Linked DNA regions of Homo sapiens: region 2 is linked to region 1. Evidence: chromatin loops called from intact Hi-C (ENCODE). Cell type or tissue: mammary epithelial cell. All regions are shown on one strand.

The links. Peaks named below come from ENCODE experiments on the same cell type or tissue, not always from the same donor. Only the 100,000 strongest peaks of a DNase experiment are listed, where the experiment ranks them.
Region 2: a loop joins it to region 1, with 14 times the contacts of the local background. A loop is called at or near these places in 17 of 110 quality-filtered maps.

What each region holds. Positions count from the first base shown.
Region 1 is chr2:219,156,755-219,164,754 of GRCh38, reverse strand. It overlaps NHEJ1 (non-homologous end joining factor 1), which reads left to right and starts at 3,940. Exons shown (of 8, transcript NM_024782.3): 1 at 3,940-4,035; 2 at 6,393-6,569; 3 at 7,071-7,283. The coding sequence starts at 6,393. It overlaps SLC23A3 (solute carrier family 23 member 3), which reads left to right. Exons shown (of 12, transcript NM_001144889.2): 9 at 417-522; 10 at 1,200-1,367; 11 at 2,361-2,456; 12 at 2,551-3,290. The coding sequence ends at 2,846. RefSeq lists a silencer at 4,156-4,275. In mammary epithelial cell, a CTCF peak has its summit at 4,515 (motif pointing left); DNase peaks (open chromatin) are centred at 3,924, 4,194 and 4,454; H3K4me3 peaks cover 1,326 bases; H3K27ac peaks cover 279 bases.
Region 2 is chr2:219,526,403-219,534,402 of GRCh38, reverse strand. It overlaps ASIC4 (acid sensing ion channel subunit family member 4), which reads right to left. Exons shown (of 10, transcript NM_018674.6): 2 at 2,501-2,645; 3 at 2,275-2,402; 4 at 1,926-2,088; 5 at 1,464-1,520. Among named protein-coding and RNA genes, the nearest start is that of ASIC4-AS1, 13 kb to the right of the region's middle. RefSeq lists an enhancer at 1,563-2,160. In mammary epithelial cell, a CTCF peak has its summit at 4,052 (motif pointing right); DNase peaks (open chromatin) are centred at 282 and 4,072; H3K27me3 peaks cover 145 bases.

The DNA of each region.
Region 1 (8,000 bases):
AACCCTGTCTCTACTAAAAATACAAAAATTAGCTGGGCATGGTGTTGTGCACCTATAATTCCAGCTACTCAGGAGGCTGAGGCAGGAGAATCGCTTGAGCCTGGGAGGCAGAGGTTGCTGTGAGCCGAGACCGCACCACTGCACTCCAGCCTGGGCGACAGAGCGAGACTCCATCTCAAAAAATTAAAAATTAAAAAAAGAAAAGTGAAGAAAATTTCAGAAGGCAATAAGTGCTATATAAAAAAATCAGGGTAGTGGGATGGAAAGGAGGCACGTTTAGATAGACTGGCCAGGAAGGCTTCTTGGAAGAGTAACATTTGAGCTGGGATCCAAATGATGAGAAGGAACCAGTAAGGCAAAGACCTGGGACAGTCTGAGGAAGTGGCTGTGTTTTCCAGTGTCTTTTCTTCATGCAGGCTGGATCTCAGCAAGTGGCTCACTTAGTGGGGCTACTCTGCGTGGGGCTTGGACTCTCCCCCAGGTTGGCTCAGCTCCTCACCACCATCCCACTGCCTGTTGTTGGTGAGTGGATGTATCAACAGGGCTGGTATTGAACTGCTACTCCCCAGTGTGGCCTGATCAGTTCTTTAGGATGGCACCCTTTCCTTCTAAATAGCTTTCCTGGATGGATGGGTGGATGGATGGATGGATGGATGGATATGAGCATGTGTCAGCCTCAATTTCTCAGCCCAACATTTTGGTCTTCTCTTGATTGGGCTTCTGGGCTTCCTGAAGAATCAGAAATCAGCCTCAGGCTGGGCGTGGTGGCCCACACCTGTAATCCCAGCACTTTGGGAGGCCCAGACAGGCAGATCACTTGAGGTCAGGAGTTCGAGATCAGCCTGGCCAACATGATGAAACCCTGTCTCTACTAAAAGTGCAAAAATTAGCTGGGCGTGGTGGCACATGCCTGTAATCCCAGCTACTCGGGAGGCTGAGGCAGGAGAAATCGCTTGAATCCGGGAGTAGGAAGCGGAGGTTGCAGTGAGCCGAGATTGCACCACTGCACTCCAGGCTGGGCGTTACAGTGAGACTTGCTCTCAAAAAAAAACCAAAAAAACAAAAAAACAAAAAAAACAAAAATCATTCTCTTGGGTTTTATTTGTTTCCCATTACAACCTGCTTGCCCTGCAATACTCCATGCTATGTGAGCCCCCTTGACTCCTCCTGACCCCCTTGATTTCTTCTGTATGAGACAGGTGGGGTGCTGGGGGTGACCCAGGCTGTGGTTTTGTCTGCTGGATTCTCCAGCTTCTACCTGGCTGACATAGACTCTGGGCGAAATATCTTCATTGTGGGCTTCTCCATCTTCATGGCCTTGCTGCTGCCAAGATGGTTTCGGGAAGCCCCAGTCCTGTTCAGCACAGGTAGGTGGAAGGGAAGAGGCGTTGCTCAGTAGCAGGAAAGCAAGTTGAGGCTTCAGGCTGCCCGGACTCCTGGCCCCACAGCCTTCTCTGGGCTTTGGTGTAAATACTTCATCCATTTGTTTAACAGATATTTATTGAGCACTATGCTAGCCATTTGGAATACAAAGATGCCTTCCGTTATTACAGCGTAGTACAAGAGATGAGATGTGTAGGAAAATAACAGGAAAGGTTCAGATAAAGAGCTACAGTGCTCAGTGGCAAGAGAGATAGCTTCTGTTTGAGGTGATCCAGTAACAGAGCTGGTCTTGAAGGATGGTAAGTTTTAAACATCTTTGGTGAGAAGAAGGTCATTCCTGATGGAGGAACCATCATTTATGCAAAGACACAGAAGTGGGAAGTCTTAGGATATGTCCTGAGAGCAGTAAATTGCTTAATTTGTCTCACCCAGTTCTCAACTGGGTGATTTTGCCCCCATGGGGACATTTGGCAATGTCTGGAGACATTTTTGGCTGTTACAAATGGAGGAAGAGGGAGTTGTTACTAGGGTTTAGTGGATAGAAAGATGCTGCTAAACATCCTACACTGTACAGGACATCCCCCCTGCACCACCACCCCCAACAAAGAATTATCTGGTCCAAGATGTCAGTAGGACTGAGGTTGAAAAACCCAGGATAGAGCATAGAGGGTAAAAAATGGGAGATGAGGTTGGGACTTAAATATTACGCTTTCTAGAGAAAGGGAACCTGGAATAGTCAAAGCATATATGGAGGGTGTGTGGATGATCAGAACACAGGGTGTTGAGCAGGAATCCTGTGGGAAAGGCCTGGATTTGGAAAGTGGAGAGTAGAAAGACAAAGGGTGAGAGGGATGAAATGACAATTCAGAAAGATCTGTCCTTAGTCCAAGGCTTAGGTTTAGGTCTGGGAGGGTAAGACTCCTGGGCTTGGATATAGGATCAGAGTTCCCTTCCTGCCTGGCCCCAACTCTTCATAGGCTGGAGCCCCTTGGATGTATTACTGCACTCACTGCTGACACAGCCCATCTTCCTGGCTGGACTCTCAGGCTTCCTACTAGAGAACACGATTCCTGGTAAGTTGAGGCTAGGCCCTAGCAGACTGGGGAGTGGCCAGGAAGCCATCCCTCCCTGGGATGGGCAATAGCCTGACAAACCTCTCTTTTGCAGGCACACAGCTTGAGCGAGGCCTAGGTCAAGGGCTACCATCTCCTTTCACTGCCCAAGAGGCTCGAATGCCTCAGAAGCCCAGGGAGAAGGCTGCTCAAGTGTACAGACTTCCTTTCCCCATCCAAAACCTCTGTCCCTGCATCCCCCAGCCTCTCCACTGCCTCTGCCCACTGCCTGAAGACCCTGGGGATGAGGAAGGAGGCTCCTCTGAGCCAGAAGAGATGGCAGACTTGCTGCCTGGCTCAGGGGAGCCATGCCCTGAATCTAGCAGAGAAGGGTTTAGGTCCCAGAAATGACCAGAACGCCTACTTCTGCCCTGGTTAATTTAGCCCTAACTCTCATCTGCTGGAGAGTCAGCTCCCAAACTGTTCTTTCTTGTAGGCAGAGGATATGTGTGTGTGTATTACATGGGACTGTCTAGAGGTTCCATTTCCCAATAGGGTGGGTTGCCTTTCCTTGTCTTAATTAGGCCTAACTGTTCCAGAGCAGAGGCCATGATTTAGTGGACCATGAATGATTGAGATTTTGCCTGTGTACTATCAATGCCACTTGAACCCCAGCATTCACTTTAATACTTACTGAGCATCTCCCATGTGCAAGGTCCTGGAACTACAGGGATAAGACAGGGTCCATGCCGTCTCAAGGCATTTACGGTTTAAAAAGACCTTTGTAATTACTAACGAAAATGCAAAGCAGAAAGCAGTCTGTAATAAAGATTAAAATAATGCCGTGGGAGCAAAGAGGAAGGGATAATGAATTCTGATTGGGGACAGTGGGAAAGGCTTTATGCAAGAAGCAATGAGGATGGCCTTGACAAATGAGGATTTTTGGTTTTGGAAAATGGATGCAGAGAAGTTTTCAGGTTCGGGGTCCAGCTTGAGCAAAGCCATGGGTTGTACAAAGTCCAAGATAGGTGAGGGGTTTCAAATTTCTCAGTAGTGAGGGAGTATAAGTACGGGGATGATGGAGAAATGAAGCAGGAGAGGTAAAGGATGAGGTCGGACTATGGGACTTATGCCTGGGAGACTCCTTCCTTCAACAACTCTAGTGCTGGTGGAGGACCTGAGAGATCATCTACAGAAGTTCAATCCCTTATTTTGTTAAAAAGAGACCGGATAGGTAGGGGAGGGAAGAGAAGTGACTCAAGTTTGACAAATCCAAACCTGGGCTCCCCTCTCCTGCGCCTCGCCCGCTATTCTTTCCACTCGGCCAGCGTGACTCCAAGACGCGCCACTACCCTTCTACTAGCCGGCTGCCCGGCCTCTCCTCCACTTACCCTGGCCACTGGGGCGCTCCTCTCATCAGTGTCCCAGGCCCAGAAGCCCCGCCCACGCCAGGCATAGGCCCCGCCCCTGTATCCCAAGACCCTGCCTCCTCTTGCGGTGGGGGGAAAGCGGCCTCTTACTCTAGGCCTTTCGGTTTGCGCGAGCGGGCAGGAAAGCGTGCGTGCGGCTAAGAGAGTGGGCGCTCTCGCGGCCGCTGACGGTAGGTGGAATCGCGTTCGAGTCCGGGCAGGAGCAAGCCAGCGAGGGGCTGCTCAGACGCTGCGGGTTGGCCCTGGCGCTGGCCTTTTCTCCCTGGAGGGAGCGCGCGCTGCCGGGGTCCAGGGCAGGCCTCCGGGGGAGGGGTGGGCGGGGCCGCGCGTGCGCAGTCCGCTGGCTGCTGCCCGGCGTGGATGGTAGGGCTCGAGTGAAGGTACTCGTTGGTCGCCTGTTTGGTGCGACGAAGCCGCTGGTGGCCGGCTTTGTTGCCCCTTGAAGCCGCGCCCCAGTGCAGCCAGTGCTGTAGAAATGGGAAGGCGGACAGCGAAGGCTGTTATAGCTGGGGCGGGTGGAAGCGGGACGCCTGGCGGCTCCTGGGGTGGGGCTATGGTTGTGGTGGGACCTAGGGTTCGCGCTGTCCCAGGGGGACCGGGCGGGGCCCAGCCGGGATGCTCTCTGGGCCTCTACTGCCCTCTGCAGGGCGTCGGAGGAACTGCCCAGAGGGGTCACTGCTGAGGAGCGGACTCGGTGCAGATAAAGGTTCTCAAGGGACCCCTCCGCCGGGATGCCGCTCAGCGCCCCTCCACTCAAGAGAAATAAACCCGTGAATCTCGTTAATGTGAATGTTAGAGGCAGCCTTGAAGGAAAAAAGAAAAGGATGAAGTGTAGAAGCTTCGGACGCAGAACGGGACGCGTGTGGTGGGAGCAGGCAGCCGGGGTCTGGTGCCCAATGTGTCAGGCCTTTTTATAGGGCCCGTTACTCCTGGCCACATTTTAAACTCCTCCCCCTTTACCCAACAGACAAACAAAACCCATCAATTTGAGGGTTCTGAGCTTCCGGGCTTTCCGAAGGAATGGGCTAGAATAGTAAACCCAATTTTGGCAACTGTTAAGAGTACACTGGGGAGTGCCTATAAGGGAGATGAAAGTGGCGACTTTATTCGCGTTTGTGACCTTTGGCATTGTGGAGCTCTTGTCCGGCTAGGACTAGCTTAATCATCCCATGACCACTTCTGTCCCCATAAGAGCAGCATGTGGGAAATGTGACGGAAACACCATCCTCCAAACACAAGGCTTTGAGGATGCCATAAAGAAAGATCACCACGTATATGTATATATATGCATATATATATATGCATATATATATGCATATATATATGCATATATATATGCATATATATATATGCATATATATATGCATATATATATAAAGTTATGTCACAAGTCACAAGGGCACACTTCAAAAGCTAGGGGAAATGACTGTGTTAATCAGACTTAATAAGGAATTTCATTATTTACATTCTAAATTTTTCCTTCCTGGTACTTCTGTTCATTTTATATTTGTAGACTGGAATAATGAAGGAAATTGACATATTTTTTTCTCCCCCACAGGAAAAACAATCACATTCTCTGTCAAGCAGCCGTAGTTCTGATTGTCTACTAGGTTAAGCCTACTACTTTAGCTGCTGAGATAGAAAAGTTGTTTTGCAGGGGTTCCAGGCTGGGCATGTTGTCATTGGTGGCAGTGCACTGGAGTGGGAATGTGGAGGATGAGTTAAGTGGAAGTTAATTCAGTCTTTACCTCTGTGATGTGCTCTGCCTTGTATTCATGATTTCCTAGTCATTCTGGTTTTTGTTGAAATGAAATTTAGGTCTTTTCTGTTGCTCCTGGACACAGGTTCTTAGCTCTTTTTTGTGTCATCGATCCCTGAGAGTTTGATGATAGCTGTAGACCTCTTCCCCCTCCCCATGCATATATGCGTGTACACATAACATTTTCATATAATTCTAGAGGATTCACATGCATTGACTCTAGATTAAGAACCTGTTTTAGGGATTTTTAAAAAAATCCTGAGAGCTTCCTAAACTTTGTTTTTAGATAATGATCAAATACTTCGAATTTCCTGGCCCTGACACTATGACTTATGATGTTTTATAAGACAAGAACTATTCCTTCTCTTCTAGTTCTGGGAAAGGATAGGAGTGACATATTTATTAGGAATGTGATAAAGATGGAACAAGAAGGGTTTAGGTTTCCACGTTATGTTATAGTATTAGAAAGCAGAAATACTAACAGCAATATGCTGAGGTTTAAACACTATGGAAGAAAGATTTTCTGTCCTCTAGGAATGTAATATGGGAAAAAAAAAACCCTCAAGATTTTAAATATACTTTTAGTGGCCAGGAGGTAGTAAAGTCAGTGCTCAGCTGGTTGTATACTGGGAGAACGTAAATCCATGCCTTCTATTTTATCAGGGAGGATTTTCATGAGATTTTAGTTGATACAGACTGGTTTGGGTGGTGCCCTCCCTAGGCCAGCATGACCCTGAGGCTCTTTACTAAATGAGGACTTTTTTGCAGATGGAAGAACTGGAGCAAGGCCTGTTGATGCAGCCATGGGCGTGGCTACAGCTTGCAGAGAACTCCCTCTTGGCCAAGGTTTTTATCACCAAGCAGGGCTATGCCTTGTTGGTTTCAGATCTTCAACAGGTGTGGCATGAACAGGTGGACACTAGTGTGGTCAGCCAGCGAGCCAAGGTAAGTATGAGGAGAAGTACTGCTGTGTCGGGGATGTGAACATCAACCAGCTTGCTGGCCTGTAGTTTCCCAAGGAAGGTTGAATCGGGTTGAGACAATTCCAGTTAATGTCCTGTACTTCTACCTGTACTTCTGCCTGGAATCTTTGTGTGTGTGTGTGTGTGTGTGTGTGTGTGTGTGTGTGTGTGTGTGTGAGAGAGAGAGAGAGAGAGAAAGAAAGTTAGTTTCCCTACCCTATGCATGATAATGAATATATTATTTGATCTAGATAGGCCTTTTGTGATTTAATCTTGCCCAAGGCAGAATTGTGAAGTAGGCCAATTGGTCTTTGTGACTCTCTTCTTTTTGTTTTCTTCTTTCCCCTTGTGATGTTTTTATCTTCTCTCCCCTTCCTCTCATGTCCATTGCCTTCGTGTTAACCAGGGCTTTCCTTTGCTGTTACTTATGAGGGAATTAGTTTCCTTTTAGCACCCTTACTCTGTACCACTGCTCTCTCTTTAGGAGCTGAACAAGCGGCTCACTGCTCCTCCTGCAGCTTTCCTCTGTCATTTGGATAATCTCCTTCGCCCATTGTTGAAGGACGCTGCTCACCCTAGCGAAGCTACCTTCTCCTGTGATTGTGTGGCAGATGCACTGATTCTACGGGTGCGAAGTGAGCTCTCTGGCCTCCCCTTCTATTGGAATTTCCACTGCATGCTAGCTAGTCCTTCCCTGGTAAGTGTAATTCGAATGTGGGGTTGGGGGAGGGATGCCAGTTGCTTTGAGAGGAAGCTTTAGGTGCTTTTATTTTTTTTGCAAACCTTGTTTGAAATTCTTCTCCAATCAGAAAACTTTCCTTGACTAAACAGAAGGCAAAAAGGATTCTTGACTGTTAAATCCTTTCCTTGCAAAAGGAGCAGAGTACTGAGTGTCTTTATTCATTAATTAATTTATTCAGCATTTTAAAAGCATCTACAATGGGCTAATTGTTGGTTATCCAGACCTAAAACAATATAGCCTCTTCCTGGAGTTCATAATCTAGTGAGAAGACAGACAAACAGGAAATTATGATAAAGTATGATAGGTTCTTTGAGGTAGACCCTGGATGGTTGAGGATTGGAGAAAACCTCTTTGAAGAGACTGTTACTGAGCTAAGTTTTGAAGATGAGTAGGAGAAAATAAATAGAAAAATCATTGTAGGCAAGAGATGTAGAGATGTGTAAGTGAGGAGCAAGTTCGGGAACTTCATGACTGCTGTGTAGATAGGAAGGCATGAGAAATGAGGGAGGCAGTGGATCTTGAAGGATTCTAATGAGTTTGGATTTTATCTCAAAGGCAACAGGATTCACTGAAAAACTTTAAACAGGAATTTAACATGATCCAATTCGTGGTTTATCAAGATTATTCTGGCAACAGAATAGAATATGTACCAGTGTTAGATACCTTTCTAAA
Region 2 (8,000 bases), 370 kb before region 1:
CCTCCTGCAGGCCTGGTGGGAATGAAGGCTCCCCATGTTGCTAGCTCTGTGGTCTACCGCTGTGCCTTGCAGGCACCTTACTCCTGATCACATATCTGTTCCTTCACTAAACATCTCCAATCACCCCTGTGACAGATGCAGGTGGTGTGGGGGACAGAGAAGGGCTGGATGTGTGTGGCTGCCCAGTGTCTCAAACCCAGCCCCAAGGCCCCAGGTGTCTGGATTACTGCAGCCAGCTTCGCCAGTCCCTGGCTTTGAGTCTCCTCCCCTCCTATCTCATTGGACTCACCTGGCATTCCTGCCTTGCCACAGGCCTTTGTTGGCTTCCTAGAGCCTCCCTCCTCTTTTTTTTTTTTTTTTTTTTTTTTTTTGAGACAGGGTAACTCTGTAGCTCAGACTAGAGTGCAATGGTGTGATCCCAGCTCACCGCAGCCTCAACCTCCCAGGCTCAAGCCTATCCTCTTGCCTCAGCCTCCCGAATAGGTGGGACTATAGATGTGCACCACCACACCCAGTTCACTTTTTTATTTTTTGCAGAGACAGGGTCTCACCATGTTGCCCAGGCTGGTCTTGAACTACTGGGCTCAAGTGATCCACAGACCCTGGCCTCCCAAAGTGCTGGGTCTACACTTGTGAGCCACCGTGCCTGGCCTCCCTCCTCTACTCTTTCTACTCCCTCCCCTGTTCTCTGCCCTGCAGCCACACAGACCTTTCAGTGCCCCGGACACAGCATGCTCTTTCTGGCCACAGGTCTTCAGTGTATGTCCCCCTTTGCACCTGACTCTTATACACCCATCAAGCCTCAGCTAATGTGTCCCTTCCTCTAGGAATCCTCCCTACCTTCCCAGGCTAGGGCTGCACACCCCTCCTTGGGGCCTTGCAGCACACCCGAGGCTCCCCTCTCCAGGAGTTGACGGGCTGTGTGGGAATGGCTGTCCACAGCCCTGCCGGGGTGTAAGCTCTCCAAGGGCAGGGCTGTCGCCCCCACTCTCACCTCCAGTACCCAGCACAGGCTGTAAAGGTCTGGAGAATGCGCGAATCGATGAATGGATGGATAGATGGATGAACTGCAGATCAGGCAAGATCTGTGGACAGATGGGGTTTGCCTTACCCACACCGATAGCCAGCAATGCATTTTTCCTGAGACCAAGAGAGAAGTCATTTCACTTTCTCAAAGTGGGTGAGCTCATTGGCTGAACCAAGATGAGAAGCCCAGACCTTCACTCCCAGTCCTGGCTTCTCTGCAACCCCCCACCCTGCTGCCTCCACTTACCCAAGTGTCTGTACCTGCAGAGGTCCGCAGACCTCTCCCCAACCCCACTGAAGTATGGGCTAAGGCTCAACCCCCAGGAAGAACCCTCCAGGAAGAGATTGGGAGGGGAGGATCCAAGACAGTGAGGAGAAGAGTGGACAGAGACATGAAGAGGCTGATGGAGAGGTAGGAAAGGGTAGGCAGCACGGACCCAGTGTGTGGTCTGCACACTCGATGTAGATATTTGGTGGGCAGATGGTCTCATTGCCTGAAAGGAGAGAAGATTATTCCTGGAATCTACGATCACTTCCCCTGTCCCCCACACGCCCAAATGTAAGCACATACATGCATGCACACACATATGCACACATTTGCATAAATGTGCTTGAACACCACACACACAACCCCCACAAATACGCAACCACGGATATAAATGAGCATGCACGTACACAAATACATATTAACATGCACACAGGCATCTGCATGCCGGCATTCCCACATGCATATGTGAAACCATGTTTAAAAATCCCAAACACTCACACTCACACGGGTACAGACACATACACATGTTGTATACATGCACCTGCCTGTGCACATGAGCAGTGCCTTGCCCCGGGAGGCTCTGGAGCCTAGCAGGGTGGCATGGAGGGCTGGCTGGGGGTGGGGTGCCCACCTGGCATGTGCACCATCCGGCAGTGGCAGCGCTGAAGCACGGCCTCCTTTTCACAGCGCAGCCGGCAGGCAGACACACTGTAGGCCGAGTAGCCCTGAAGCTCAGGCTCCCTGAGCTCACTCTCTGCGCGGCAGTTGCCCCAGGGCTGGGGCAGGTAGGTCAGCTGCAGAGGTGGGGCATGATGAGGTCATGCTCAGGAATCCCACCCAGTCCTCCAGTGCCCACAGCCCCAGCAAAGTCAACACAGCTGGCAGGCTCTGAGCTTCTAGAGGGCAGGTTTGCTCCACATCCCCTCTGAGCCCAAAGGCGAGCCCTGTGCCCAATCCAGGGCCTAGCAGGAGATGCTCACCCGCTGTTCCTGGCAGGACACAAAGGTCTGGAAGCCTGGGGACACCCCGAACCCCAGCTGGTGGATGTAGGGCGGCTCCTCCTGGCTGTGGATCTGCACCCGAATACCTGCCTCAAACGACGTCTCATCTGCACAGCAGAGATGGGGACCTTTGGAAACCCATCCCAGGCAGAGGGCCCAGGCCCCAGTCCCCAAGGTGGCCCTTGTCCCTTTCCGGCCTGCGTACTTGTCTCCCTCCAGATGGGCAGGTACTCCTCCTGCTGGATGTCCAGCATGATCTCCAGGCCACTGCCCATGCCCCCTGCCCGGCTGGGCAGCGAGCTCCGCGGGTCCGCGTTGAAGGTGTAACACTTCCCATAGCGAGTATAGACCTGGGAGGTGGGGTGAGAGAGCAGGAGGGGAGATGAAAGGAGTGGCCAAGGCAACTCCGAAGTTCCCTGCTCCCTGCTGAGGGCCACCAGATCTGCTTGGACACTCCAGTCCCGTATCCTAGCAAGCAATGTACAGCCCAGCCTCTCCAATCAGCGCCAACTTTTCTACTGATGGCCTCCCTTAGATGATTAGAAAGCATCTCCAACCCAACAGCACATCAACACCTTCCCAAACCCTGCCTTCCCCCCACCGTTTTCCTCCACCCTAGTAAACCACCCCACTATATCCACCCAGTTTCTCAAGTCGGAATTTCTGAAATCTCCCCTTCCATCACTCCTGCATCCAAGCCAACAGCTAGTCCTGGGACACTTCTTTCTCTTCTTTTTTTTTTGAGATATGGTCTTGCTCTGTTGCCCAGGCTGGTGTGCAGTGGCACGATCTCGGCTCACAGCAGCCTCAACCTTCCAGACTCAAGCCATCCTCCTGCTTCAGCCTGACAAGCAGCTGGGATTACAAGCATATGCCACCAAGCCCAGCTAATTTTTTTTTTTTTACTTTTTATTTTATTTTTGTAGAGACAGGGTCTTTCTATGTTGCCCAGGCTGGTCTTGAACTCTTGGGCCCAAGCAATCCTTCTGCTTTGGCTTCCCAAAGTGCTGGGATTACAAGCATGAGCCACCACATCCAGCCTCCAGCCCACTTCTGAAATACATTTAGAATCCATCCACTTTCCTTCCTTCTCCAGCAACCCTCATTTTGCCATCTCCTCCTAACTGCTCTCCCACCTTGGTCCACCCTTGCCCCTCCCTACCGGAAGCCATGGTGCCCAGTCCACAGTGCTCAGATCCAATGAAACCACTAACTGACTTACCCAACAATAGCTTCCCATTTCCCACATAATGAAGTCATGCTCCTTCCCTAACCCAAAAGTGCCCATGTGATGTGGCCCTTGCCTGCCTCTCCCACCACCTCCCCCACATGTCTGTGACAAGTTCAGACACCTGGACTCCTTTTCTCCTCGGGCTTTTGTTGTTGTTGTCCCCTCTCCTGGAATGCCCCCGCACACACACTCATGGTATGGCTAGCTGCCCATCACTGAAGCCTCAGCATGTCACACTCCTACATCACACGGCCACATTCAGTGTCACCGTCCATGCATCCACATGTCTGTTGGTTTGCTCAAGGTACTTATCAAGACCTGAGATGATCTTGTTCATCTACTTGTCTCCTGTCCATTGTCCATCTCCCTCAATGAGCATGTATGCCGCACAGGAGCAGGAGCCTGTCTGGTGTCCCCAGCCTCTGGCCCAGTGCAGGGCACAAGGGACACTTGAATGAGCAGTCTCTGCCGCACAGAAGCCCGGCTCCCTTTTCCTCTGCGGAGAGTTCTCCTGCATGGACAGCAGATGGCGCTGGCGCCCCGGAGATGGAAGCCCAGGCTCCCGCTGGGGATTTAGCTGCCACCAGGAGCTGCGCAGCGGCAGGGGTGGAGAACAGGCTGAGGGAGAGGCGGGTTCTAGTTCCCCCCTGCCAGGCTTCCCTAACAGAGCCGAGCCCCTGGGTCAAACCCATCACAGGCAGCACCTTCCCTGAGGGCAAGGGGTCGGCGCACTCAATCACTCTCTCCCGCTCCCCCTCCCCTCTCCTTGGGAACATTTCCCACTGGTAAAAGCTGGAAGAAATGGCAGGAAGCGGTGTGGAAGGAAAAAGAGATCCTGAATGCCTGGCTACACAGGGGGAGTGCAGAAGGGAGAGAGGCTGGGTGGAGGGCAGCGAACCAACTGAGAGTCCTCCTGAGACCTCCTAGGGGGCAGGGTGAAGTCCCCATGCCTGAGAAGTAGACCACCCTGCTGCAGTGCTCTGGGAGTCGCAGCCCTGATCCTCCCCTCTCCCACAGTTCTTCTACCACCCAACCACCCTGCCTCCCGTTCCCGAAACAAAAACGTGTGCACCACAAACAAAGCACCCTGAGTTTACAGAACACAGTGCCGTCTACCGTTGCACACATCCCCTCAGTACCAGCTAGGTGTAGTTATCCCAACTACTTCAGATGAGGACATCACAGCTCAGAGAAGTGAAGTGACGTCCAAAGTCACACAGCTGGGAAGAAGGAGAGGTGCACCTCATCGAGGGGCGAGGCTCCAGCTGCTCCTGCAAACCATTGCTGGCACCCCCCACTCCAAGCCTAGCCTACCTCGGGATCCAGCTCCTGCCCCAGCCCCATCCAGGTAGATGAGACAGGAATGGGCCCCAGTCCCGTCCCTTTCTCTTCTCCCATTCCTCGTTCCCTCCTGCATCGTTCCTCTGTACCTTCCTCACCCTTTCTTCTCCATATCGGCTTCTCTTCAATTCCTTTCCTGTCCCCCAAGTCCTCTCCTTCCCTCAACATCCCCCACACACCTTTACCAGCTCCCAGATTCAAGTCCTTGACCCCACAGGTATCACCCCTGCCCTCCTCCCTGCTATGTATCCATCTGTGGGGCAGGAGTGGGTGTCATGGACAGCTCAGGAGCACTCAGTATGCCCCATGCACTGTGCTAAACGCTTCACATGTTCTATCTGGATGAATCCTCACAACTACCCTGTGAGGTGGGTACTATTATCTCCCCATTCTACAGAGAAAGAAATGGAGGCTCAGAGAATTCAACTGGTTTCCCAAGATTTTCAAGCCCAGGGCTTAAACACTATTGTGCACACAAATCAGGGGGATCTTTTTAAAGTGCAGAGTCTGGTAGAACAGATGTGGGGAGGGAGCTGGACAAGGCTGAGAGTCCATGGGCCACACTGTGAGTAGAAAGGCACTAGGTAAAGGAGGAGAACCCAGCAAGACAGCCCGACTCTAGACCTGTGCTCTTATCGCAAGTCACTGGAGGTGGAGGAACTCTGAAATGGGCCTGGTGCAAGATTCCTCTATCCCATCCAGGTGCAGTGGCTCACACCTGTAATCCCAGCACTTTGGGAGACCAAGGAGGGCAGAACACTTGAGGTCAGGAGTTCAAGACCAGCCTGACCAACATGGTGAAACCACATCTCTACTAAAAATACAAAAATTAGCTGGGTGTCATGGTGGGCACCTGTAATCCCAGCTACTCAGGAGGCTGAGGTAGGAGAATCGCTTCAACTCAGGAGGTGGAGGTTGCAGTGAGCTGAGATCACACCACCGCACTCCAGCCTGGGCAACAGAGTGAGACTCCATCTCAAAAAACAACAACAACAACAACAACAAAAAGTCCAGACCCCAGGACTCACGCATGTAATCCCAACACTAACACTTGGGAGGCTGAGGAGGGCAGATCACAAGGTCAGGAGTTTGAGACCAGCCTGGCCAATATGGTGAAACTCCCGTCTCTACTAAAAATACAAAAATAAGCTGGGTGTGGTGGCGGGCTCCTGTAGTTCCAGCTACTCAGGGGGCTGAGATAGGAGAATCGCTTGAACCCAGGAGGCAGAGGTTGCAGTGAGCTGAGATCACGCCACTGCACTCCAGCCTGGGTGACAGAGCAGGACTCTGTCTCAAAAAAACAGAAAAACAAAATTCCTGGGTCCTGGTGGTGTGGGAAATGCTGATGGGAGGCATATATTAGTATTTGTAGAAATCTGAAAGTACTCAACCTCTTCCTATTTCAAACCAAGAAGATGCTAGAATCAGCTCTTGCTGACACAGCCAGTTTTGCGTATATGCTCCAGTTGAAAGGCTAAAGAAGGCATGGGCGACGTGGGGTACCCACGTTATGAGCTCCTCACTCATGTCCCTCAGCATTCAGCACCACCTCGGCGGAGCCCTGACTGCCAGGCACCGTTGTGGTGTCTCTGAAGCTCAGCCTCACCCATGGGACCATGAACTCCATGTGACCAGGAGTCCTGTTTCCCTCTTGGCATCCCCAGAGCCCAGCGAGATTTGCAGAAGGAGGTATGAGGTGGGAGGAAGGAAAGCAAACACTATCAAACATCCCGACTTTGTACCAAGTCCTGTGATAGGTGCTTTTGATCTATTTTCTCCTTTGAGTCTCCAAGAAACCCATATGAGCTAAGTATTTTTGCCCCCATTTAATGATTAGGTACCTGAAGCTCAGAGAAGGAAAGTGACTTGGCTAAGGGCACACAGCAAATAAATGACAGCCGAGATTCAAACAGAACTGAACCCCAGGTCAAAGCACAGTAGGTGCTTATAGAACACCTGGTGGGTGTTCAGTGAATGAATGGCTCTTGGAGGCTCCTGACTCTCGGAGGGGCTGGGGCAGCGTCCCTACCTGGTACCTCCAACAGACACACACAGACACATGCTACATGGAACCGAGCCCACCCTACACAGGGCAGAACGAATGCCCAGCTGGCGAGGGTGGTGGTTCCTTGGCACACAAACCCTCAAGGTGGCTGTGCAGAGTCGGGGTGACAAAGGGAGATGGGTGGAAGTTGTCTGGGTCTCAGGGATACTCTGCAGGGAACGGACTGGCCAGACTGGCAGGAGGAGGCCACCTGCACAGCCCGGGTCAGTCCTGACTGCTGGTCAGAGCACAGCGTTGCCCAGGAGACAGTCCCTGGGCCAGGCAGGCAGGGGTGGGTGGAGCCATCAGCTCCTAAGTGGCAGAACTCTGGTGGCAGCACAGCCCACAGCTTCTTCCATGGAGACGGCACGGCAGCTCTGCCACAAGGTCCCACAGGTTGTCCACTGCTCCCTCCCCATGGACTGGCCCAGGAAGAGGGGGCAGTATGCAAAGGAGTTGAGAGTCCAGGGTCCGGTCACGGAAAGGGGAAGGTCGTGGGCCAGGGAGTGTCCTGATGGCAGAGGGGCTATCTCCAGATCACCAGCTCTCAGCCTCTGGGCCGTGTCCCCATCTCAGACCCCCATGTCCTCCTTTGGTCTGGCCCTCCCTCTCTCTCTGCCTTAGCTCCAGGTCCACGCTCCTGGCCCTAGCTGGGGCATGTGTCCTCCCAAAGCCCCTCCCGGCCTTGGCTGACAGCTCCTAGACAGGACTATGTCTGTGCTGTACACTGACACTCAGGTCCCCTCCCCCACCTTCCTTCTGGCCAGCACCTGCCTGTCCTTCTCTGATCACCTCCCCTTTAGTGTTGGCCTGAACCCCAGCCTGGGTCTGTCTGCCTCGCTAGCCTCTGTTTCCTGATCTCAGTCTGTCTCTCGAGTCCTTCTCTATCCGCCTGACCCGTCTGTCCCTGCCCCTGATCAGTTATCCACTTGGACTCTGTTTCTCTGCCCCTGCCCTCTGTTGACCTGTCCATCCCCTTGGCCTCTTTCTCTCCCATTGTCCTGGATGCCCCCTGACCTTTTTGTCCCTTGCCCACTGCACTCTCTATCCTATTTGCTTTCTTCTCTATCCATCCCTTAGTCTGGCTGT